3 separate regions of the Homo sapiens genome follow, and regions 2 and 3 are each linked to region 1. The links are chromatin loops, found by intact Hi-C in ENCODE. Cell type or tissue: B cell. All regions are shown on one strand.

Region 1 (8,000 bases):
AGAACGACTAGTTTCTTTGGGAGTTGAAAATTATCATGTGAAATCCTCTGGTCCTTTTCTTAGTCATAGTTTTTCCCTAATATTCTCATAGTTTTTATTTTTACAAGTTTATTAGACTTCTTAACTCAAAATTCTTCTTGTATCAATTTTGGTGATTTGTGTTTCCTTGGAAGTAGTATCCATTTCACCTGGATTTAATTTGTTAGTTCACAAAGACTTACTATTTTAATTTACTCTTTAATTATGATTTCTTCCCCTTTCTTAGTCATAATTACTTGACTTTTTTTTCCTCTGCCATTTCCTCTTCTCTATTAGACTGTTTATTTACCTATTTTATTATAGTCAAACCAATCCCCAACAGGGGAAAAAAATCATGTGATGTATTTTTTTAAATTTAGAGTTCCAGGATACATGTGCAGGATGTTCAGGTTTGTTGCATAGGTAAACATGCGCCATGGTGCTTTGCTGCATCTATCAGCCCACATGTGATGTAGTTTTAAAATTAATTCTACTGTTTCTTTGCTTTCCATTTTTCCCAATTTTTTGTTTGTATATTTCTTAATTCATTCTTTCTGATGTTTTTCTCTAACTTCTTGGTTGATTCTTTTTCTTTTTAATTGAGGTACAATTTACAATGAAGTGCACACAATTTAAATGTACAGTTCAATGAATTTGTACAGTCTTAGTTCTTGGTGGCTAAGTTCTGGCTTCAATCATTTTGAGGCTTAGCTGTAAGTCAAGGCTTTGTGCTCTATAATAGTGCTTCTCAAGTTTTTTTTTTGTTTTTTTTTGTTTTTTTTTGAGACAGGGTCTCTCTCTGTCACCCAAGTAGCTGGGACTGCAGGCATACACCAACCACGCCTGGCTAAGTTTTGTATTTTTATTAGAGAGGGGGTTTCACCATGTTGCCCAGACTGGTCTGGGCACTTCAAGTGATCTACCTGCCTTGGCCTCCCAAAATTCTGGGATTACAGGCGTAAGTCACCACGCCTGGCCTCAATATTTAATGTGCATAAAACCATCCAGATGTCGTTTAAAAATGTAGATTCTGATTCAGTAGGTTGGGGCCTGAGATTCTGCAATTCTGTTAAGCGCCCAGGTGATACCAATGCTGCTGGTCTGTGGCCCCGACTTTCAGTATCAAATTTTTATAAGACATTTCTATATCCTTTTAACACATTTTTTTTAGCTTAATTCAGGTTGAGTTTCTTCTATTAGCAAATAAATAGCTCTCTGTTAAGATACACTATACCCACAGTCCTTGGTACAGGTAGCAAACAACTAATAAATATTTGTTGAATTAAATTAAGGCTATGAATTTTCCTGAATTGAAATTTGTTCTGTTCTCTGGCTTTGATATATAGTGTTTTGATTTTTATTATTAATATTAATATTTTAAAATATTTTTATTAATATTCTTCAGCATGTAATGTTTGATTTTTCTCTTAAACCAATGTGTTTGGGGACAGATTTTTAGAAATTTTCAAGTAGTTGGGGATATTTGTGAGCGTGTTTTTGCTTTGCTTACTTCTAGATTTATTGCCCAGGTTAGAAATTGTGGATATATTATTTCTGTGTTTTGGAATTTTTAATGTTTTTCTTCTTGAAAATTCTTTCTTTAGATGTGTTACTATATTCAGTCAGATTATAGTCAGGACTTGGCAGGGCAGTTGTTTTGTCTCTTTAGGTTAAGTTTCCATTTAGCTGATCAAATTCATTATATGCCTCTTTTATATTTGAATTCTAGATGGAGACCTTATTTTCCCATTTTCAAACTATTTGTAGGGGAGATCTATCTGTTGTGTTACATACTACAGTTCTCTCATGTGTATAATGAAAATAGTAATAGTACATGCCTATTTTCAGGCATTGCTGTAAAATGTAAAATGCTTAGCACTGTGTTTGGACCATACTAAACCCTCAAAAATAGCTCCAGATGATGTATTTGTATATGTATTTCTGAATCTGAAGCTTTGCTGTTAGTAGCATTCCACTTTGATAGAGTGGCTTCCAATTACCCAAACTTCATTCTAACCAAGAAAAATGGCAACAGATGAAGAACAAAAGCAAAAGAAACAAAAACCTCCCAGAAACTGGCTGGAAGATAAGAAATCCCATGGGGGCATAAGTGTGATGTAATGACTCCCGCCGTCCAAAAAAAAAAAGCCAAGTTAATTTTGTTTTAAACATGTTTTACACCATCCTGCAAGAGAATATATAGACTGTTGAGCAAAGTATCCAGAACTGAATCCTAATAATGACAGATACAACTTTTTTACTTTTTTGAAATAGATACGTGGATTTATTCCTCTCCACCATTAAACCTGTGTAAACCCTCACAGTAGGAATTAGGCCTTTCATTTATGGTCCCAGTGGTCTTCACAGGTGCCTTGACAAAGAGCTACCAAGCACCATCTGAATTTTATGGAGACTAAGAGCCCAGTTTCAGAGTCCAGCAGACCTCAGCCAAATTCCAGTTTCTCCACTCAGTAATTAAGCAACCTGCCTTAAGATTTATGTCTGGGGCTCCTCGCCTGTAAAACACACCTACCTTAGGGGGCTGTTAAGAGGATTCAATGTAATTGAATTAAGTAGGTACAACTTAATTACAAAGCACTTTTCCCCAACCATTTCAAATTATTTATCTACGTATTCATCCATCCATCCAAAGCACCTCAATAATTGGCCAATAATTCCTAAGTGAAAGGAGCTTTACAACACACGAAGAACTCTTCTATTATGTCACACGAAATTATAAATATAAATATAAAACAAATTATTTTACATATAAACGATGGAGGTAAAAAATAAATCGGCCAATAATAACTAGCAAGTAGTATTTGGTAATTCTTTTGGTGAGGCCGACTTAAAAATTTACGAAATATTATTTATTTTCATTGCAAGTCTATCAGAAATCACTAATGGTGTAGCACTGCATTCTTCCCTGCTTTTGGTTCTCAAACTACGTATCTTAGTAAACGCAATTTGCAGACAAACCAAGCCTCGCTAATCAGTGCATCATGGCTACTCTGGTAAAGGAAGAAATTCACTGTTTGCCAAGCATCCCATCAGATGGGTGACTTCACAGCCACTGGAAGAAATCTTTCTCATGTTCGAGTAGATGGAAACTCCAAAACTGTGCAGTTGCTAAATCCACTTGTCACACCTCCTCCTTTTCTCTGCTTCTAAGGTTGCCCTCTAAACTCTTTATCTGAGGATGGAAACACACACACGCACCCACACACACCCACACCCACACACACACAAACGTATTTGGCTAAAGGTCAATTCACATAGTGGCAGGGACTTTCGTTTATATGCATTTTCCTTCCCAGCTCTCTCAGTTCTGAGTCAGGCTAAGCAGGAGGCAGAGAGCTCGTCCTCCTCTGCATGGGCGCTTTTTCTTATTTGACTTTTAGTCCTGGGAGGAGTAGCGTAGTTGCGAGATACTAGGATATCCACAAGCGGGATGAATTTGGACCTTATCCCTCACTGTGATCCTTCACTTCGCCTTCTGTTTCAATTTCTCCCAGTCGGTTTACTGCTTGACAAAATTCTTTCACAATTAAGTGATCACAGGACAACCCAACCCAACCAATCCAAACCTGCAGGCAACCCCAGACATCCAGGGAACCCTGGCGCGGCTCGGGCCAGCCCACACCCACGCGGAATCATTCCATTTATCGGCCACCAATCAGCCCTCCACACGCTCCCGCGCCAGCCAATCCGAACAAGCGCACGTTGTTCCGGCCACCTCCTCTCAGCCCCCCCTCCCCGGAGCCCCCGGGATCGGGCCAGGGGGCGGGGCTGGGGGCTCGGCCCGCCTTGCCCTGAGGCGCTGGGTGCCTTCCAGTTGGCTGCGACCAGCGGTGACTTACAAGTTGGCTGCTGTCGCCTGCGCATCGGCGGGCCGGGAGGCTGAGCAGTACTGTTGAGAGCGGTGTGAGGTGCTTGGTAGCGCGCCGTAGCTGCTTCCACGTCCTTGCTTCACCTCAGGTAAAGGTAAGGAGAGCCACGGAGCCGCGGCAGGATTGGGGTGGCCCGTGTGGAGGGCGACTGTGGCGCCCGGGGCGTCCTGCCAGGTGCGTCTTCTGGACCTGCTCCAGACCATGGATCTGGGGAGCTCGCGGTGGACGTTGGGGATGGCGGGCCCCGGCGTCCGGGCGGGAGAGGACCTCACAGATGAAAGAGAAACCTGAGCCCCTGGGAGGGGAAGCGGCGAGCTGGAAGGATCCCAGGGCTTGCAACTCGCCCCTGCGCGCCGCTCACCTATTTAAGTACTTGGAATCCATTAGACCTCAGTGTCCTCAGCTGTTAAATGGGAGAGGGGCGGTGGTAATCCCGCTTGATTTGGGACAGTCCTGTTCTTTGGAGGTCACCGCGCTTCCTGGTTCTTAGGAGGTGCACAGACAGCGCAGGGGCAGCCGCGTCCCACCAGGCTTCGCGGAGGTGATGCCAAAGACAAGAGACAAAGTTTTCCCAGGGCTTACTGCCTTCCAAGGTCCCTGCTAAATGTATTAACTCAAATAATTTCTCACCAAATCAGTGTCATTGTTTTCCCGAATTTACACTTGAGAAAGATTACCTTAGATTTTTAGGTTCAGCAGCCAGGACAAAACTTGACAAATATTTGGTGGGCCCAGGTTTTTTATATGAAGTCTTTTCCAGCCTGTGATCAGCTTCCACAGTTTTACAAGAGAGAGCTTTAGGCTCTGAAGTCAGACGCCCTGGGTTGGAATTCTGGCTCCATCACTTATGAACTGTGTGATCTTGGACAAGTGACTCAACCTTCCTGTTGCTATTTTCCCTTTCTGTAAAACAGGGAAAATGTATAGACATTAAGCTACTATTCTCACTTATGGAAGACCTCAAGATATCTAAAGTATGCCCATTTACACCAATCCTAGAGCTTCTGAATAACTAAAATTCCTTTACCATAATGAAACACATTTTCTCAAGGAGGACTATTACTGTTGTGAGGATTAAATAAAATAAATGCAATGTAAAGCAGCCAGAAGGACTGACCATGTAGTAAGTGATCAATAAATGTTATTGTTATTTTTTAAAATCAAGTACAGAGCATTAGGTTTTTTTTTTAATCAAGTATTAGAGCATTAGGGGTTTGAACAGTAAGTTGGCTCACTATTCATATTGTAGAAATATACTTCCATGTTGCATTTCTTTAAATAGTGAGCTCCTGCCAGAGCCAGTCTCAAAAAATGAGAAGCTGCTGTACTTGTCTGAGTTAGAAAACTTAACAGTTCAACATTGATTGGAAATCAAGCATATGCTGAAATTTTTATGTTAGTTAGAAAATATAATTTAATTTACAAAGCTTTGGTTTGTATGACATTGGGGAAAGTCCATGGCATGTTAAACTGAAGCTGTTGACGGAAGTGAAAACCATATTAATCAAGTAATGCAAGGTTAGACCGTTCTGATACCTGCATTTCTTTAACAAGTGAATTCTGACCTAGTCGTACTACAAAAGTCCAAACAGATTTTTATGGCATTCACTTTACATTACAGGTTAAATGTTTTATTATGTTCCATATTTAAAATAGAACCTATGCCATCTCACTGTGACAGATATTTGAGAATAATTGGAGTTGGATTGGTCAAGACTATGGTGCTGATAGATGGCCTCAAGAAAAGTAACTTGAGACAGCTGCCCTCCCTATGATGGCAGCCACTATCACCACTAGTGATAGCTTCAAAAGCATGGGCATAGAAAACATGAACAAAAAGATTAAAGGAAAAACATGGAGGTGGACATTACTCAGCATTTGGCCATGGGACTGACAAGAGTATAAAATCTTTTATATGAACCTATTATATTCTGATAAGGTTAAGTGGTGCCTGTTCTCTCTGACGTGTAAATGTTAGAGTTGGATAATTTCCTGATATAAGGTCAAGATAAGGGAATAAAAGACTGAATTAGTAAAAGGAAGTTCAGAATGGGTTCAGAATGGCATTTAAAACATTTACCTGACATTCTCCACAGTTGGAGATTGCAGGAGGGCAAATTAGGTGTTTTCCTCTCAATTAATGTCAGTACCCTGTTATATTAGGAGAGAGAGCCAAGACCTTGATAACCCATCTCCCCCAACCCTCTTGGTTCTAGAATATATTAATATTTTGAGAAATGCTCAATTATGCCTGTTTACACAGAGGTAGCAGTTTTGATGGCAATGATTATTTCATTATGGACTTAATCTTGATGAAAATAATCCATGCAAGACTTAACTGTTTGGTTAAATACATTGCTGGACATATTTAATCAGAGAGAGCTTTCTGATTTTGTACTTCTTTCTCTTCCTTTCCTACCTCCCACTGCACCACTCTTAAAAAGGCTATTAATAGAATTTTTTAATGTTTTAGTTTTTGTTGTTGTTATTTCTGTTAAAGCTTAAGGGTGGAATAAGTCAATTTGAGAGTAAAATCTGAATTCCATCTGTTTCTGTAGTTCTAGGACCTGGTATATAATAGATGCTTGATAAATATTTAATAGTAGTCCTTCTTGAGAAATGGTGTTTCATTATGGTAAAGGAAGTTTTAGTTATTCAGAAGCTCTAGGATTGGCGTAAATGGGCATACTTTAGATATCTTGAGGTCTTCCATAAGTGAGAATGGTAGCTTATTGTCTATACATTTTTCCATTTTTTATTCACTGTGTTCCTACTGAGTGCTAGACGTAAGGAGAATTAATATTGAACAAGCCAGATTTCCTACCCCCCAAAGATTTTACAGTTAAACGGGAGAAGATAACAAGTGAATAATTACAGTACAGAGTTGCTGTCAGAAAATATTGGAGGGGGAACTAACCCAGGTTCAGGGGAATCCAGGAAAGATAAGTGGAAATTAGGTAATGAAAATATGCCACATTATAAAAGGGCCTGTAAGCTATAGTAAGGAGCTTGAACTTTATACTGATCAGTATGAATTACTAAGTCAAGTACCTTAAAGTTGCAGATTCTCATCTCTTCTAGGTAGCTAGCTTTCTAGGTAACTTTCCGTGCACTGGATTTGCCCAGTGATAATGTTTGCTTATGATAATAATAACTTTCTGTTTCACCTTTGATTTCTATCAAAAAGTTTTGCATAAATACTCTTATCTGCCAACCACAGGAACCTAGCAGGTGACCTTTGGGTTTAAAGAATATGTTTAATCATAGTGATCCCTGTAATAGATAAATTAAATCTCTTTTACAAGCCTTCTGCAAGAACTTCTGCTTGTTTGTGGCATACTCTTGAATAAAGTTATTGAACTGGCTATCAAGTTGACAGCCTCTTGAATGGAAATTAGGTATATTCTTGACTGAGAGACTTTTTGAATGAGCTCATCAACTTTTCATCCGTGGATTGGATCTATACTTATTATATATTTTGCATCACTTACATAGATCCTAAAAGTTATATTGAATTTTCTTTGTATACTTTCCCATGTTTCTACATAATTTTAGTATTTATAAATTTTAATGGCTTATATGCTCTAATTAGTGGTATTTAAATATTGGCTACAACCTTAATTTATTTCTGTCACTTTAATTTTTAGATCAGTTAGTTCTGATCTCTGGCTAGACAACAGAATAATTAGTGAGACTATTTTAAAGGACCTACATTTCTGAGGCCCATTCCAGAACAAAGCCACTGAATTAGACTATTTGGCACTGGGCCCTAAAATCTAACACCTAAAAGCAGCGACAACTAGTACAAAGCATAAAAAGGTGATTCTGATGTGTGCATCCATAGTTGACAACTGCAGCCTTATTCCCATAGAGGGTGATTTCATTTAGATTAGGAGATTTCATTTAGATGTTTTCTTGACCTCCTTTCCAGCAATTTGATGGTTCTGTAATGGGCAACTTTACCCCTAAAACTCTTTTCTTCTTTAGCCTTTTACTGAAGATGGGAGGAATAGAGATAGAATAGTGAAAAGTAGGAATTATGCTAAGAAATTGGTGCCCTGGCACCAAAAGAAGACAAAGACCAAGTAATTC
Region 2 (8,000 bases), 1.5 Mb before region 1:
ATTTACACTGTATCATTATTGTTCAGCTTTTACAATCAACAAATAGCACAAAATATAACAGACGTAGATTTACAAAATAGAATATAAATATTATCAACCCTAATTTTTTTCAAGTTAATCTGGATAGAAGCCGAGGGAATGGGCAAGAAAAAATGAGGCACTAATCATCTCACCATATCAGAGACTCAAGAAATACTGTAAGTTCGTAAAACAAATATAATTTTAAGTATATTAAAGTCACAAAGGGGCCAGCATGGTAGTTCACACCTGTAATCTCAACACTTTGGGAGGTTGAGGCAGGAGGATTGCTTGAGGCTACAAGTACGTTTGAGACCAGGCTGGGCAAAGATCCCATCTCTACCAAAAAAAAATGTATTTAATACCTGGGCATGGTGGTACATGCCTATAGTCCTAGCTACTCAGGAGGCTGAGCCAAGTGGATAGCTTGAGTCCAGGAGTTGGAAGTTGCAGTGAGCTATGATCATGCCTGGGCAATGGTGCAAGACCCTGTCTCTAAAAAAAAAATCATAAAGTCACAAAGGTAAACAATGGAACAATTTAAAATACTGATAGAGACATACTGGAAGTAAGATGGGGGCAATAGTGGGTGTGGTAAACTGAACTCTCATCTAGTATCTACGAAATTGAACCAAATCCTCAATTCAATATAGAAAGTTGATAAAACAAGAAACTGGCACAAGTATATTTTAAAATATGAGGTATCCACCAGAAGAACTCAAAACAAAACAAGTAAAAGTCAATGCCTCAACAGGAATAGAAAAGGGTAGGGAAAGAAACTAAGACTGTTGCCTGTCATTTATAAATCTGTCTGTACTCTAATTTTCAAAACCATGTACATGATTACATATTTTTAATAGTAAAAAGTTGACTTAAGTTTATAAGAGCTGATGTACGAAAATTAAACATTTAATGCGTTCATTCTGTGAATGCTTTTGATCTGTTTTAAAGTTCAAAAGTACGTGTACATATGTGTATGGACGTGTATATAGTAATAGCTGAAATAAAATGCTTTCCATTACAATTTGTTACGGAAAAAACTGCATCACACGAAATGTTATTTTCTCAGTGTTCCTACAAACAGGACATTAGCACAAGGATTGCAATTAGTAGAAAAATGTTCCGGTTGAATTCAACACTAACACGGCTAGCTGAAGATGAGCACAAATTATTTAATTAACCTACGCTATCACCAAAATAGCAGCAACACTAGTTGCCAGAAAATACCTTTCTTCTTTTAACACTAGTGTGGCCTTACTATACCCAACTCTTAAAAAGGGCTTTAAAAAAATTCTAAGCATTTATTTGAATCAACCAACTTTTCAGTTTCTACTTTAAAAACTTGCTTTTCAATTCTTTAATAAGCTAGTTTAAACAGTACTGAAAAACTCTGTATTTGAGTTTTAATATCAAAAATCATGGTTCATCAAAAACAAGTATCACCATAAAATGCTGCAGATTCACCTTTACACATACATTTTAAATTATAAAGCATTTTTTGTTCACTAGAATATTTTAAGACCAAACTCTTCCCTTCCTCTCCTCTAATTCTACTCCACTCAGAAAGTAACCAGTGTTATCAGTTTGGCGCATATTCTTTCGGCATACGAATACATATACCCCTTCCCCACCCACACACACACTTAAAAATTTGTTTTCACAAAAGGCACCAAGGGACTAAATAAGTATTTCACTCAGTATACTGTGTACATCTTTTCAACACACAAATATTTTCCCTCAGTTTACTGTGTGCTAATTGCCTGAGGAACTTAGAATGGCTGCACAATATTCCAATAAATAGAATGTTACATACTAAAGCATCAGCCTTAGGTTATGAGCAGTCTAAAGGTTACAAAGTCACATTTTGAAAATTTAAGTCTGCTGCTCTCCACATCAAAAGGCAAGATTTAACAGAAACATGTAATTTATCAAAAAACAAAGTAACACAAAAGAAAACTTCCTATATACACTAATAATAAGCAACAGAATTGGGGCAAAAAATGAAGGGAGTAAAAACAAGCACCTAGCTTGAATTCATAAATCAAGACGTACATAAAAGAGAGCAAAGAAGTTCAGAAAAATTAACCTCAAATTAAGCTTTATTTTTACAGAAGTTTACCAAATTCTAAGTGTAAAAAAAAAGTTTTAGTCTACAATGAAAAGCTTGAATCTGTAACATTAAAAATATTTCAATTAATCAAAGCTATAAATATTAACTTGAAAATGGCATTTATTTTAAAATCTGAAGTTTTGAGAAATGTTTATTTGGTTTCATTATTACAGCCAGCCCTAATTTTTAAATATATCATATCCTTATTTATACAGCCAAAAACAGTAACTGCAAAAAGAAATTTCTTGAAAGGAAAAAAATGTTACTCCATTCAAAAATATTTGTTTAACAGCTTAAATACACTCACTGGAAAACCAACTATCTTTAACACTTGACAGGTGCTTAACATATTGTTTACAAAATACAACGTAATTATTTTGTGAATAGGTTCCATACATAAAATCGTTAACAGCTGACATCACTTATTTAAATGATGTAATCCTAGATAATATGCAAATTAACCCCAATACTAGAAGGAAGACTAGCTCTGATGTCTGTAAAATGTTTAAGATTACCACATCTTTTTCTAAATCAACTCTTAACCCTATTAACACACAGCTAATTACTGATCACCTTTCTAAATACTTATCTTCAATTTTTTTCTAACTATAAAATGCATAAAAAATATTGGAAACAAAAAATAAAGATCACAATCTCATAATCCCACTATTGGTTGATGTGCGTCTAGTCATTAACCCACATACACATATCAAATTCAGTTTCTTTTTCCTTTTTTTTTTTTTATTTGGGACAAGAAACTAAATGCCTTTTCAGTGGTTCATTTGAATCTACCATACTTCAAAAATTATAAATCTACCATCACCAAAGAAGTACAGCGCCATTTGTATTAGTTGCAAAATTAGGCTATTTACTTTTCTGTATGTACTTTTGTGAGGTTTAAAACGTTAGGCTTATTACTTCTCCTTGGTATGAGAGAAAAAGCACAGGCACTGGAAAGAAAAAGGAATAGGTGTGAAATCTTGATTTTGTGAATTAGGATGAATGTGACCTTATGTAAATTACAAAGTTCCTGAATCTGTTTGCGCAGATGAAAATGGAAATATACTAACTGCACCTACCAAACACGGCTGACTGAGGATTAAATAAAACAATACATGTAAAGGTAGTGCCTGGTGCACAGTAGAAACTCCAGGCCGGGCGCGATGGCTCACGCCTGTAATCCCAGCACTTTGGGAGGCCGAGGCGGGTGGATCACGAGGTCAGAAGTTCGAGACCAGCACGGCCAAGATGGTGAAATCCCGTCTCTACTAAAAATACAAAAATTAGCCGGGTGTGGTGGCGGGTGCCTGTAATCCCAGCTGCTAGGGAGGCTGAGGCAGAGACTCGTTTGAATCCGGAAGGCAGAGGTTGCAGTGAGCCAAGACCGCACCACTGCACACCAGCCTGGGCAAAAGAAAGAGGCTCCGTCTCAAAAAATAAAAACAAAAAAACAAACAAACAAAAAAAACCCCAAAAAACTCCACAAACACCAGTTCTTTACTTTCCATTAAAAAAAACTGCATGAAGGAGATACAACTACTAAAAGCCTGCCTTTTAAAACATAAACACAGTAACTGTGAACGAAAAGGTGTTATCACTTGTAATCACAATCCACACACACTTGGCGACAACTCCGGGTATCACTGCACTCCAAATTTTACCTTCGGAAAATAAGCATTTTTAAGTATCCTACACGTGTTTGGCTATCTGAAATCAGAGTTGACAAGGGGGAAGAATGCAGAAAATTTCTCATCTGAAGTATACACCCTGAGTTAAAACCCCGCGGTTGAGAATTTCCTTTAAAATAGGATTATTAAGGATAAAAAGAAAAGCAGCGCTACACTTTTTCCCTCTCTCCCCCAAAGACAAGTCCAGGGATGAGAAAAAAAAAGTAATTCCTTACAGGAATTTACAGAGAACGCCACGGACAAATAACACGCAGGCGTCAGAATAAGTCCGAAAATTTGCTCCTTGCGCAGGTCCGCGTACCTGGGATCCTAAGCCTTAAATTACTACCCTGGGGGTCTTCCTTCAGAATCGGGGAATGAGACACAGGGAGGAGGGGGTGCACGGCGTGGAAAAGTCACAGAGGCAGAAAAAACAATGGGAGAGGGAGGCGGCGGCGGCGGCAAAACGCTAAGACCCAGGCTCCGGCGAAGCGGCTACGCCTGCGGGAAAGCAAAATAGTTGAGTAACTTAAAAAATGAGGAAATTCCGGGTGTTCTGCGGGGAAGGACGGAGGGCCTTGAGAAACAGGGAGGCTGCGGCGGAAAGAGGGGCGGTGTCGTCGGAGAGCAGGGTCGACGATGGAAAGCGAGCAGCGGCGGGAGCGGAAAGCGAGGACATGGACGTGGGCGGGGAAGAAGACCCAGAGGCCTCTGGGGGTCCGCGAAACTGAGAAAACCCGACGGGGGCGAAAGGGGGTCGGGTAGCGCGGTACCTGCAGAGATCGTCCAGGACGCTGCCGGGAATCTCCACCCGTTTGGTCTCCATGATGAGGACCCACAGCAGGAACAGTGCATCCCGGCTCCGCGCGGCCGGGGACTGACGGTACGGCACTAGGACTCCGGCTCGCCGGAGAGCTGGCAGCCGAGGAAGCCGCGGCAGAGACGACTCCAACGGAGACGAGAAGGGGAAGGGGCGGGACCCGCTCACTTCCGTCCCGCTCCCTCAGCCTTGGACCCCAAGACTGGGCCAAGGCTCGGGGCGGAGCCCCCGGAGTCACGCCCCTGCTCGCTTGAAAGGCCCAATGGGAAGCTGAAGAATTGGGACTCTAAGCACTCTAAGCCAATGAGACGTTTGTTTATTGGTCTGCTACTTCCAATCCGTCTTCAAGCTGCTCAGTTGCTACTCAGAAAACCAACTTCCCGCCGCCTTTGAGGTGGCTACACGCATGCGCACCATGCCTCCTGCGCGCTTCTGGGAAGTTCAGAGGGGTCGGGGCTTAGGTGTAGACCCCGGACACATATCCGGGACTTTGGCATGTTGTGCAGGACCTCGCGGTGACTGAGCTCTTTCCTCTGCAGGGCCGACCCTGAGAATCCGTACAACACAAGAGTATGCTCGCGATTCCTGTCACCAAGTATCTTGCACTTATCGCAGCCCCCACCAACTCCAGGCCAAGAGCTGTGCCTCTTTCACTACAAACCCTTGGAGAGGGTATCCATTTTGGAGGTGGCTCTCCTCTGTGCTTCCTTAGGCACCTGGTTCCAAACATGAAGACAAGGACTTTATCTCAGTATCTGGCACCTAGCAAAATCTTAGAAAATACTGATTTAAGCTGAACTCTGATCTGTATTCCACCCTCTGCACAAAGCAATCCCCACCTGCTCGTCCTTATTCATTCCTCGTCTTGCTTAATGGAGACCAATCCATTTGGGATCTTTGGAGAAACTAGATCCATCTGTTCTTTTTCCTCTTACATCAGACCCACAGGCCCACACACACCTGCTCCGTCACAAGTTTAGTCTGTTCTACCATTTAATCTCCCATCTTTTGTCTAAATTTGTCACATGCCACTGTGTACTTCAGTTTTGCATCATTTCTCCATACTACAGTGAGAGCTGCCTAACCACTGACTCTGCCTCCATTCTTGGCCTGTGCAACTGCCTACATTTTGTTTTGTTTTACTCAGATAGGAACAAGTTATCTTTTCAGTTTCTGCTGTATGATCAAGCCCAAGTTCCTTTGGCATAAGAGGCCCGTCACCATCTATTTTGCTCCCGTTTTCCATCTTTTTTTTCCCCTCTTTCTTGGAGAATTCCTCAAATTTATCTTCCTGACAACTACAGAGTTTTTACTTATTTAGAGTTCTGTTTTGTTCTTCAAATGCCCCTTTCTTGTGGTGTCACATTCTTGCTTTGTATATTTTATTTTATCCTTCTGAGGATATTAATAATAGATTTTGACGTTTTCTTCTCCCTGAGTAGTCTTATTCCTCTCAGCTGCTTTTTGCTATTATCTTGATCTCATCTATCCTATTAGAAGCCTCTGTAGTCCTTGACTATTCACTCACACTTAAGAGTAAGGCCTTAACCTGGAGTCAAGTGCCTTGAAAGCTAATTGGAAGCTCTCACCTTGTAGATGGTACTTGTTTCCTGAGAGCTTCACTGTAGGATGATCTGGCTGAGCTGTTGGTTGGAAACACATGGTATCAGTATCTGTACGTAATTCTTTCTGCTGATGAAATTCCCTAAAGAGAAAATGCTTCCAGGCACAGCTTCATGTATTCTGGGAGTCCAGTACAGAAGCACAGGCTGCAGTATTCCATTTGCTTTATTCAGTACTCCCAGCACAGTCCAAGTCTTATTTTAGATTTCCTAAGAAGCAGGCACTGAGACAAGATTTTGAGTGCAGATAGCCTGTGAGGGAGGTGATCTTGGGAAACATTGGTAGGAGAGCAGGAAAGTGAGTCAAGGAGGGGAGGAAAGCCAAAAGGTTTATTATCAAGGAAATTAGCACTGTGGTTAACTGGAGCTTACTGTCACTGGAGAACTCTGGTGGCCAGTATAAAACATATACCTCAGAGTTATCCCACTCAAGGGGTGAGGGAGATGGGGATTTATATACCAACTTCCTTCATTGGTTGAAGGCAGCTCCTGGGGTCTGCACTCTAGCCTGCTACATGGGCAGCAAGATGGGCTCTGGTGGCCAGAAAAAGTCCTACGGCAAAGAAATGCAGATACTAGCAGTTGGACCTCCAGCCAGTGTAGTGGATGGATTGGTAAAGGTAAGAGTGAGCCCCTTCAGTTCTATTTTGCTGGGTGTGCATTCTACCTGTTCTGACTGAATGTCTTTTCTCTGACTGGGAGGCACCATAGTGGTTTTCTTAGTTGTCTCACTTAGAGCTCAAGTCTAGTTTTTAGAGTATTCTAAATGATGGCAGTGGAACAACAGTTCAAGGCAAAGTGGTGCTCACCCACATGGGCCAATGGTATATTAATAGAAACAAGCAGGTTACCAAGCACTTGCTGAAGCACCTGGAGGAATTCTTCTTACTAGCTTTCTAGTCTCCCAGTTTAGGGGCAGCTATACAACCCCTTTTGGGCTCTTAGAGGCCAGGAAGTCCCCAAACTCTCACATGGTGTTAAACCAATCTGCCTTATTAAGAGTTTCTGAGATGTCTGTGGTCCAAGATATTATCTTGCCCATGCCCCATCCCTCCACTGCCTCCTCACACACAGATTTCCAGGAGCTGGACTAGTGCAACCCTTATAGCAGCCCCCCAAGCCATGACTTCCAAAGAAGCCAACTGTATGGTAGAGGCACCTGACAGCAGTAACGTAAGCAGACCCAGGGGAATGACCCTGTGTGGCAGACAACCTGAATGAGTTTGCAGTTACAACCAAGATTCATTCCTTATCTATGAGGAACATCTGAGCCCTGTGGAATGCAGGCTGCACAGGAGGGCTAGGCCCTTTGTTTTGGGCTAAATGAAAGTTGTCAGGTGGAAGCTGTTAGGGAGAGGGTGCAAAATGAAAATGCTATATAAACTGCATGCTTTCTGCAGGTGATGTTGTTCTCATGTCCAGCTCACCTCTAGTGGACCGCTCTGTATGCAAGTTCCTCTCAATAAACCATATGCCTCATTTGCTGGCTCTGGGTCTCTTCTTCAGCCTCTTGAACCTAGTGCCATCCCTGTTAAAGTGAATAGGGACACCAAGGCCTCAATTCCATCTAATTGTTCACAGGACCCAGCTGAGAATGACAAAGGGGAGCTTAGAGTTGAGGTAACAGGAGAACAGGAGATGCTAGGGTTCTTAAATTATAATACTGATTTGATTTTTAAATAATTAGGTTGATTAAAACCTTTATAGTTTTAAAATATGCTATTTCATTTAGTCTTTTTTTTGGAACAAGATCCCACTCTGTT
Region 3 (8,000 bases), 1.0 Mb before region 1:
GCAGGAAACTTTTGCAGGTCTCGAGCCAGGGCCTCCCCAAAGATAGTAGGGGAGTTCTCAAACCCTTGGGTAAGCTGGGTCCAAGTGTACTGAGTAGTGACACCTGACTCCGGATCTTCCCACTGAAAGGCAAACAGCTTCTGGCTCTCAGGAGATATTCTGATGCTAAAGATGGCATCTTTTAAGTCTAGACAGGTAAAGCAGCTATCCTCAGCCAGCAGCAGCCCTAACAATGTGTAAGGGTTAGGAACTGTTGGGTGCAGAGTCACTGTAGCTTGGTTGACCAAATGCAAGTCTTGTACTGGTCAGTAGTCCTTGGTCCCTGGCTTAGGGACAGGCAGGAGGGGAGTGTTCCATGGAGACTGGCAAGGAACTATAATTCCATAGGCTTTCAAGTGCCTGAGTTGAGCCTGGATTCCTTCAAGAGCTTCCCTGGGAACTGGATACTGCTTTTGTCTAATTGGTTGGGCCCCAGGCTTAACTTCTATGAGTACAGGGGCTTGGTTGACCACCAGTCCTGGAGGATTATCCTCTGCCCATATTCAAGGCCATTGCTTAGCTAGAGCTGGTTTTATCCCTTGGCCTGGCTCGGTTAAAAAAAAGTCTCCATTCTTCTTCCTGGGGGACTGTAAGGGCCATGATAACTCCTGTTCTGGGTAACTTTTGCTGTAAAGAGCTCTGTTTTGTAAAGGAGATGGTGGCTGTCAGCTTGCTAAGCAAGTCTCTTCCCAGCAAGGGCAAGGGACAGTCAGGCATGTACAAGAACTGGTGAACTATTTCTTGTCCACCCACCGAGCAGGTCCATGGTAGATAGAAAGCCTGCTTAGTGGAAACTCCTGTTGCTCTGGTTATATCAATGGTTTTCTTGGATAAGGGGGCAAATGGGGTGGTCACTACTGAATGTTCAGCACCAGTATCGACCAAAAACTTAATGTCCTTGCCCCCAATTGTAATCCTGACCATGGGATCCTCGGGGGCACTTAAGCCTGGTCCCCTTCAGTCCAATAGCCCTTCAGCCAGATTGAACAGAGTTCCCTCATCTTTATCTGAGGTCTTTTGTTCCAAATTACCTTGCTTTTCCTTCAGTTGGGTACACTTATCTTTCCAATATCCTGTTTCCTTACAATAGGTGCATTGGTTACATTGCAAGCATGGGTGATTAGACTGGATATTCTTCCCAGAACCCCCCTTTCCCACTCCTTTCGAGGGAATTCCCCTAATGGCCACAGCCAGTAAGTTGGCATTTCACCTGGCCTGGCATTCGCCTTCCTTACGGCTTTCTCTGTGGCTTATTGCATCTCTATTTACAAACACTTGATTGGCTATTTCCAGTAACTGTGAGGTATTCATACCTGCAAACCCAACCTGTTTCTGCAATTTTCTCCTGATATCTTCTGCACTTTGACTAACTAAGGCCATGTAAATCGTGCACTGATTTTCAGGGCTATCTGGATCAAAGGGAGTGTACATACGGTAAGCCTCACACAGTCTTTCATAGAATTGTGCTGGACTCTCCTCTTTTCCTTGGATGACCTTAGAAACCTTATTTACATTTGTAGCCTTTTGAGCCCCTTTCTTTAGACCTTCTATTAATCCCTCACAGTACCGTCTTAGCCTCTCCATGTCTGGTCCCTCGTTCGGGTCCCAGTGGGGGTCTGCTCCTGGCAGCTGAATTCTTATATATTCTTGGAGGTTTTGGTAATCAGCTGGGACGCGCCTCTCTAGCCACTTAGTTGCCACCCAGAGCACCCTTTGCCTTTCATCTGTATTAAAGAGGTACATGAGCAGCTGGTGGCAATCAGCCAAAGTAGTATTATGAGTCTGTATAATAGTTTGGAGCAAGTCAATTAAAGCTTAAGGGTTTTCGGTATAAGATGGTGTATTATTTTTCCAATTGATGAGGTCAGCAGAGAAGAAAGGTTGATACACAAAGGCACGCTTTTCCACCATGTGTCCATCCTCATCTACCCCAGTATATCACTGCTCTCTCAGGGGCATTTGGATTCCAGTCTTGGGCCATAATGGAGCTGCCAATGGAGGATTTTCTCCTGTGGCTTCACTTCCTCTTTTGTCTACTCTGGGTGGTCTAGGAGTGTGGTTATCTGGTGGAGGTGTACATGCTATGGGCTCAGGAGTGGGGAGCCCCTCTCAATAAGGGAGGGCGGGTACTGCTGTTACCAATTCCTGCCACGATTCTTCTGGTGTTGGGTTGGACAGGACTTCTGGTACCGACTTACCTCAGCGGGTGGAGCGAGAACCTTCCTTAACTAACTGTCCCTTTGCTACTAGTACTGTTGCTGCCTGTCCTCTTAACCACTGTGGGGGGTTCAAATCTAGCTGTAACCAAGAATCTATATATGGCAACTGATCTGGGTGCCCTGGCTTACAGGTTACCCTGTGCCATACCTTCGAGACAAGGGACCTGTGCAGGCTTCCTTCTGATGGCCAACCCACCTCTAATGCTGGCCAGTCTATCTCACACAAAGTCCTAAGTTTTCCTGGTGTCATAGTAATTCCATAGTATCCCTTAAATCCCTTTTTGAAAATTTTCAACATAGTTCCTAGTGGGTTGGACTTACTTTGTGCCTGACCCATGTTTCCTCGAGACAAAACACCACGCTCACACCACACGCACACCACAAAACAAAGAATGGGTAAAAAGGGCACACATAGACTTTTTCAGTTTACACCAAACCAGAATCAGAACCAAAATCAGAGTATTGAGAAATCCAAGCCAGGTCAAGACCAAAACCAAAGGATCAAGCAATCCAAGTCAAGTCAAAAACAAAAAAACAAAATGCCGGTATGGGCATGCCATGGGTGATCAGGCCATGCTTCCACTCAAATGGAGTAGGCAAGTTCCAAAGACTAGTCTTACCAAGTTTCAGATGTCCGGACTCCAAGTGCCAGTTTCTTACCATTGTTAGTCACTGTGTTGATCCTCCATGGGGGCCTGCCACACACTGCTCTGGTGAGGTGTTCCACTGGGGGAATTGCCTACCTGGAAGCGCTCTCAGGATCTGCATCACTCAAGCTGGCTGGAGTCCCCTGCAGGGATGCTCCACAGGGCAGGCCTAAGCCGCCTAAGGGGCTGCCTCAACCATCCATTAATCACATTGCTTCCTGGTCAGGGAACCAAGAAATGTAGCAGGACAAGCTGCAGACATAGCCCCTCAGACACCGAGTTAAAGAAGGAAGGGCTTTATTTGGCCAGGAGCTTTGGCAAGACTCACATCTCCAACAACAGAGCTCCCCAAGTGAGCAATTCCTGTCCCTTTTAAGGGCTCAGAACTCTAAGGGGGTCCACGTGAGAGGGTCGTGATCAATTGAGTAAGCAGGGGGTATGTGACTGGGGGCTGCATACACCGGTAATTAGAAAGGAACTGAACAGGACACACATCTTCACAGTGCCTTTTTATGCAAATAACTGATTAGGTCAGGGGTTGATCTTTAACTACCAGGCCCAGGGTGTTGCACCGGGCTGTCTGCTTGTGGATTTCACTTCTGCCTTTTAGTTTTTACTTCTTCTTTCTTTGGAGGCAGTAATTGGGCATAAGACAATATGAGGGGTGGTCTCCTCCCTTATCACTAGAGAAGCTGAAGGTCTGTTTGTGGGAGAAGTTTCTGACTTTACCTGGAGCTAAGTCAATTTGGAGAGTAGAGAGAAATACAGGGGTAGAGAAAGCAGCAGAAAGGCCCTGGGAGCTTGCTGGGTCCCCTAGCAGGCCATTCCTGCATGACACCACAGGGATCCATTGGAAGGGTGGCCAGAGGAGCAGGGGGTAAAACTCCACAGAGAGAATGAAATCTCTGGTTGAACTCTGTAACAATTTGAACGGGGTGAGAAGCCTCCTGGCCAGAACTCAGGGGCGGGCGCAAATCCAGTGTGCGGACTCCACTGGCAGGGGAAGAACCAAGCCCCTATTTTCACAGCTGGGAGGTGGATAGCCCGGGGCTGGTTTTCAAGCCCCTATCACTCTCTGCCTGGAAACGGTCTGGGGGCTGTTATGGGGGGAACGATGGGAGTGAGATTGACCCTTCAGTTTGTGTGGGAGCTGGGTGAGGCCTGTGACTGCTGGCTTTCCTGCACTTCCCTGACAACCTGCATGGCTCAGCAGAGGCAGCCATAATCCTCCTAGGCACACAACTCCAGTGACCTGAGAATCTCACCCCCATCCCCCACAGCAGCTGTAGCAAGACCCGCCTGAGGAGAGTCTGAGCTCAGACACACCTAGCCCCACCCCACCTGATGATCCTTCCCTACCCACCCTGGTAGTGGAAGACAAAGGGCATATAATCTTGGGAGTTCTAAGGCCCCACCCACCACCAGTTCCTCCCCATAATACCACAGCTGATGCTCTCTGGAAAGCACCACCTCCTGGCAGGAGGTCAACCAGCACAAAAATAGAACATTAAACCACCAAGGCTAAGAACCCTCACAGAGTCCATTGCACCCCCCACCCCCAGCCACCTCCACCTGAACAGCCACTAGCATCGACAGCTGAGAGACTCATAGACAGTTCACATCACAGGACTCTGTGCAGACAATCCCCAGTATGAGCCCAGAGCCAGGTAGACTCAATGGGTGGCTAGACCCAGAAGAGAGACAGCAATCATTGTGGTTTGGCTCACAGGAAGCCACACCCATAGGAAAAGATGAAGAGTACTACATCAAGGGAATATCCTATGGGATAAAAGAATCTGAACAACAGCCTATAGCTCTAGACCTTCCCTCTGACAGAGTCTACTCAAATGAGAAGGAAGCAGAAAACCAACCCTGGTAATATGACAAAACAAGGCTCTTCAACAGCCCCCCAAAATCACACTAGTCCACCAGCAATGGATCCAAGCCAAGAAGAAATCCCTGATTTACCTGAAAAAGAATTCAGGAGGTTAGTTATTAAGCTAATTAGGGAGGGACCAGAGAAATGCAAAGCCCAGTACAAGGAAATCCAAAATGTGATACAAGAAGTGAAGGGAGAAATATTCAAGGAAACAGATAGCTTAAAGAAAAAGCAATAAAAAATTCAGGAAACTGTGGACACACTTTTAGAGATGTGAAATGCTCTGGAAAGTCTCAGCAATAGAATTGAACAAGTAGAAGTAAGAAGTTCAGAGCACGAAGACAAGGTCTTCAAATTAACCCAATACAATAATGACAAAGAAAAAAGAATAAGAAAATATGAACAAAGCCTCCAAGAAGTCTGGGATTATGTTAAATGACCAAACCTAAGAATAATTGGTGTTCCTGAGGAAGAAGAGAATTCTAAAAGCTTGGAAAACATATTTGGGGGAATAATTGAGGAAGACTTCCCTGGCTTTGCTAGAGACCTAGATATCCAAACGTGAGAAGCACAAAGAACACCCAGGAAATTCATTGCAAAAAGATCTTTGCCTAGACACAGTGTCCTCAGGTTATCCAATGTTAAGACAAAGGAAAGAATCCTAACAGCTGTGAGATGGAAGCACCTATCAGATTAACAGCAGATTTCTCAGCATAAACCCTACAGGCTAGAAGGGATTGGGGCCCTATCTTCAGCCTTCTCGAACAAAACAATTATCAGCCAAGAACTTTGTATCCAGTGAAACTAAGCATCATATATGAAAGAAAGATACAGTCTTTTTCAGACAAACAAATGCTGAGAGAATTTGCCATTACCAAGCCACCACTACAAGAACTGCTAAAAGGAGCTCTAAATCTTGAAACAAATCCTGGAAACACATCCAAACAGAACATCTTTAAAGCATAAATCTCACAGGACCTATAAAACAAAAATATGTTAAGAAGCAAAAGTAAAGAAAAAAAACCCCAAAGTACACAGGCAACAGAGGCCACGATGAATGCAATGGTACCTCACATTTCGATACAAACATTGAATGTAAATGGCCTAAATGCTCCACTTAAAAGATACAGAACTACAGAATGGATAAGAACTTACCAACCATCTGCTGCCTTCAGGAGACCTCTCTAGCACATAAGGTCTCACATAAACTTAAAGTAGTGGAAAAAGGCATTTCATGCAAATGGACACCAACAGCAAGCAGGGGTAGCTATTCTTATATCAGGCAAAACAAACCTTAAAGCAACAGCAGTTAAAGACAAAGAAGGACATTATATAGTGATAAAAGGGCTTGTCCAACAGAAAAATATCACAATTCTAAACGTAAATGCACCTAACACTGGAGCTCCAAAATTTATAAAACAATTACTAATAGACCTAGGAAATGATATAGACAGCAACACAATAATAGTGGGGCACTTCAATACTCCACTGACAGCACTAGACAGGTCATCGAGACAGAAAGTCAACAAAGAAAAAATGGTTTTAAACTATACCTTGGAATAAATGGACTTAACAAATATATACAGAACATTTCATCTAACAACTGCAGAATATACATTCTATTCAACAGCACATGGAACTTTCTCCAAGATAGATGATATGATAGGACATAAAAGGAGCCTCAAAAATTTTAAGAAAATTGAAAGTATATCAGGCACTCTCTCAGACCACAGTGGAATAAAACTGGAAATCAACCTCAAAAGGGACCTTCAAAACTGTGCAAATACATGGAAATTAAATGACTTGCTTCTGAATGAGCACTGAGTGAAAAACGAAATCAAGATGGAAATTAAAAAATTCTTCTAACTGAATGACAATAATGACACAACCTATCAAAACATCTGAAATACAGCAAAGGTGATGCTAAGAGGGAATTTCATAGCCCTAAATGCTTACAACAAAAGACTGAAAGAGCATAAAACTGACACTCTAAGGTCACACCTCAAGGAAGTAGAGAAACAAGAACAAACCAAACCCAAACCCAGCAGAAAAAGGGAAATAACAAAGATGAGAGCAACACTAAATGAAACTGAAACAAACAAACAAAAAATACAAAAGATAAATGAAACAAAAAGCTGGTTCTTCAAAAAGATAAATCAGATTGATAGACCACTGGCAAGATTAACCAAGAAAAGAAGAGAGAAAATCCAAATAACCTCACTAAGAAATGAAACAGGAGATATTACAACTGACACCACTGAAATACAGAAGATCATTCAAGGCTACCATGAACAACTTTACACACATAAACTTGAAAACCTAGAAGAGATGTATAAATTCCTGGAAAAATACAACCCTCCCAGGTTAAATCAGGAAGAATTAGATACCCTAAACAGACCAATGACAAGCAGTGGGATAGAAATGGTAATTTAAAAATTACCAACAGAAAAAAGTCCAGGACCAGACAGATTCACAGCAGAATTCTACCAGACATTCAAAGAATTAGTACTAATCCTTTTGACCCTATCTTACAAGATAGAGAAGAAAGAACCCTCCCTAATTCATTCTATGAAGCTATCATCACCATAATACCAAAACCAGGAAAGGACATAACCAAAACAGAAAACTATAACCAAAAAAGAAAACTACAGACCGATATCCTTGATGAACAAAGATGCTAAAATCCTTAACAAAATACTTGCTAACTGAATACAACAGCGTACCAAAAAGATAATTCACCATGATCAACTGGATTTCATAACAGAGATGCAGGGATGGTTTGACATACACAAGTCAATAAATGTGATACACCACATAAGCAGAATTAAAAACAAAAATCACATCATTTCAATAGATGCAGGAAAAGCACTTGACAAAATCCAGCATCCCTTTATCATTAAAACCCTCAGCAAAATTGGCATATAAGGGACATACTTTAATGTAATAAAAGCCATCTATGGCAAACCCACAACCAACATAACACTGAATGGGGAAAAGTTGAAAGTATTCCCTCTGAGAGCAAGACAAGGATGCCCACTGTAGCCACTCCTCTTCAACATAGTACTGGAAGTTCTAGCCAGAGCAATCAGACAAGAGAAAGAAATAAAGGACATCCAAATTGGTAAAGAGGAAGTCAAACTGTCACTGTTTGCTGACGATATAATTGTTTACCTTGAAAACTCTAAGGACTCCTCCTAGAACTGACAAAAGAATTCA

Evidence for each region. A loop is a pair of places that touch in the nucleus more often than their neighbours do. Peaks named below come from ENCODE experiments on the same cell type or tissue, not always from the same donor. Only the 100,000 strongest peaks of a DNase experiment are listed, where the experiment ranks them.
Region 2: a loop joins it to region 1, with 9 times the contacts of the local background. A loop is called at or near these places in 2 of 110 quality-filtered maps.
Region 3: it touches region 1 in a loop (7-fold over the local background); 2 of 110 quality-filtered maps call a loop at or near these places.

What each region holds. Positions count from the first base shown.
Region 1 is chr5:111,508,387-111,516,386 of GRCh38, reverse strand. STARD4 (StAR related lipid transfer domain containing 4) reads left to right here and starts at 3,852. Exons shown (of 6, transcript NM_139164.3): 1 at 3,852-4,002. It overlaps STARD4-AS1 (STARD4 antisense RNA 1), which reads right to left and starts at 4,161. Exons shown (of 7, transcript NR_040093.1): 1 at 3,879-4,161. LOC105369177 (a long non-coding RNA gene) reads right to left here and starts at 802. Exons shown (of 4, transcript XR_948671.3): 1 at 1-802. RefSeq lists enhancers at 3,388-3,527, 4,008-4,217, 7,084-7,203 and a silencer at 3,608-3,977. In B cell, no CTCF peak of the experiment used is centred here; a DNase peak (open chromatin) is centred at 3,796; H3K4me3 peaks cover 2,303 bases; H3K27ac peaks cover 1,799 bases.
Region 2 is chr5:112,973,555-112,981,554 of GRCh38, reverse strand. It overlaps DCP2 (decapping mRNA 2), which reads right to left and starts at 4,757. Exons shown (of 11, transcript NM_152624.6): 1 at 4,569-4,757. The coding sequence starts at 4,621. It overlaps LOC105379126 (a long non-coding RNA gene), which reads left to right and starts at 6,770. Exons shown (of 2, transcript XR_948679.3): 1 at 6,770-6,857. RefSeq lists enhancers at 1-113, 4,307-4,416, 4,527-4,576, 4,587-4,676, 4,747-4,796 and 3 more. In B cell, no CTCF peak of the experiment used is centred here; a DNase peak (open chromatin) is centred at 4,944; H3K4me3 peaks cover 3,259 bases; H3K27ac peaks cover 2,871 bases.
Region 3 is chr5:112,519,488-112,527,487 of GRCh38, reverse strand. It overlaps LOC124901043 (a long non-coding RNA gene), which reads right to left and starts at 5,977. Exons shown (of 2, transcript XR_007058901.1): 1 at 5,940-5,977; 2 at 1-122. RefSeq lists enhancers at 4,304-4,423, 3,989-4,490. In B cell, no CTCF peak of the experiment used is centred here; DNase peaks (open chromatin) are centred at 3,467, 4,357, 6,817 and 7,117; H3K4me3 peaks cover 5,902 bases; H3K27ac peaks cover 7,453 bases.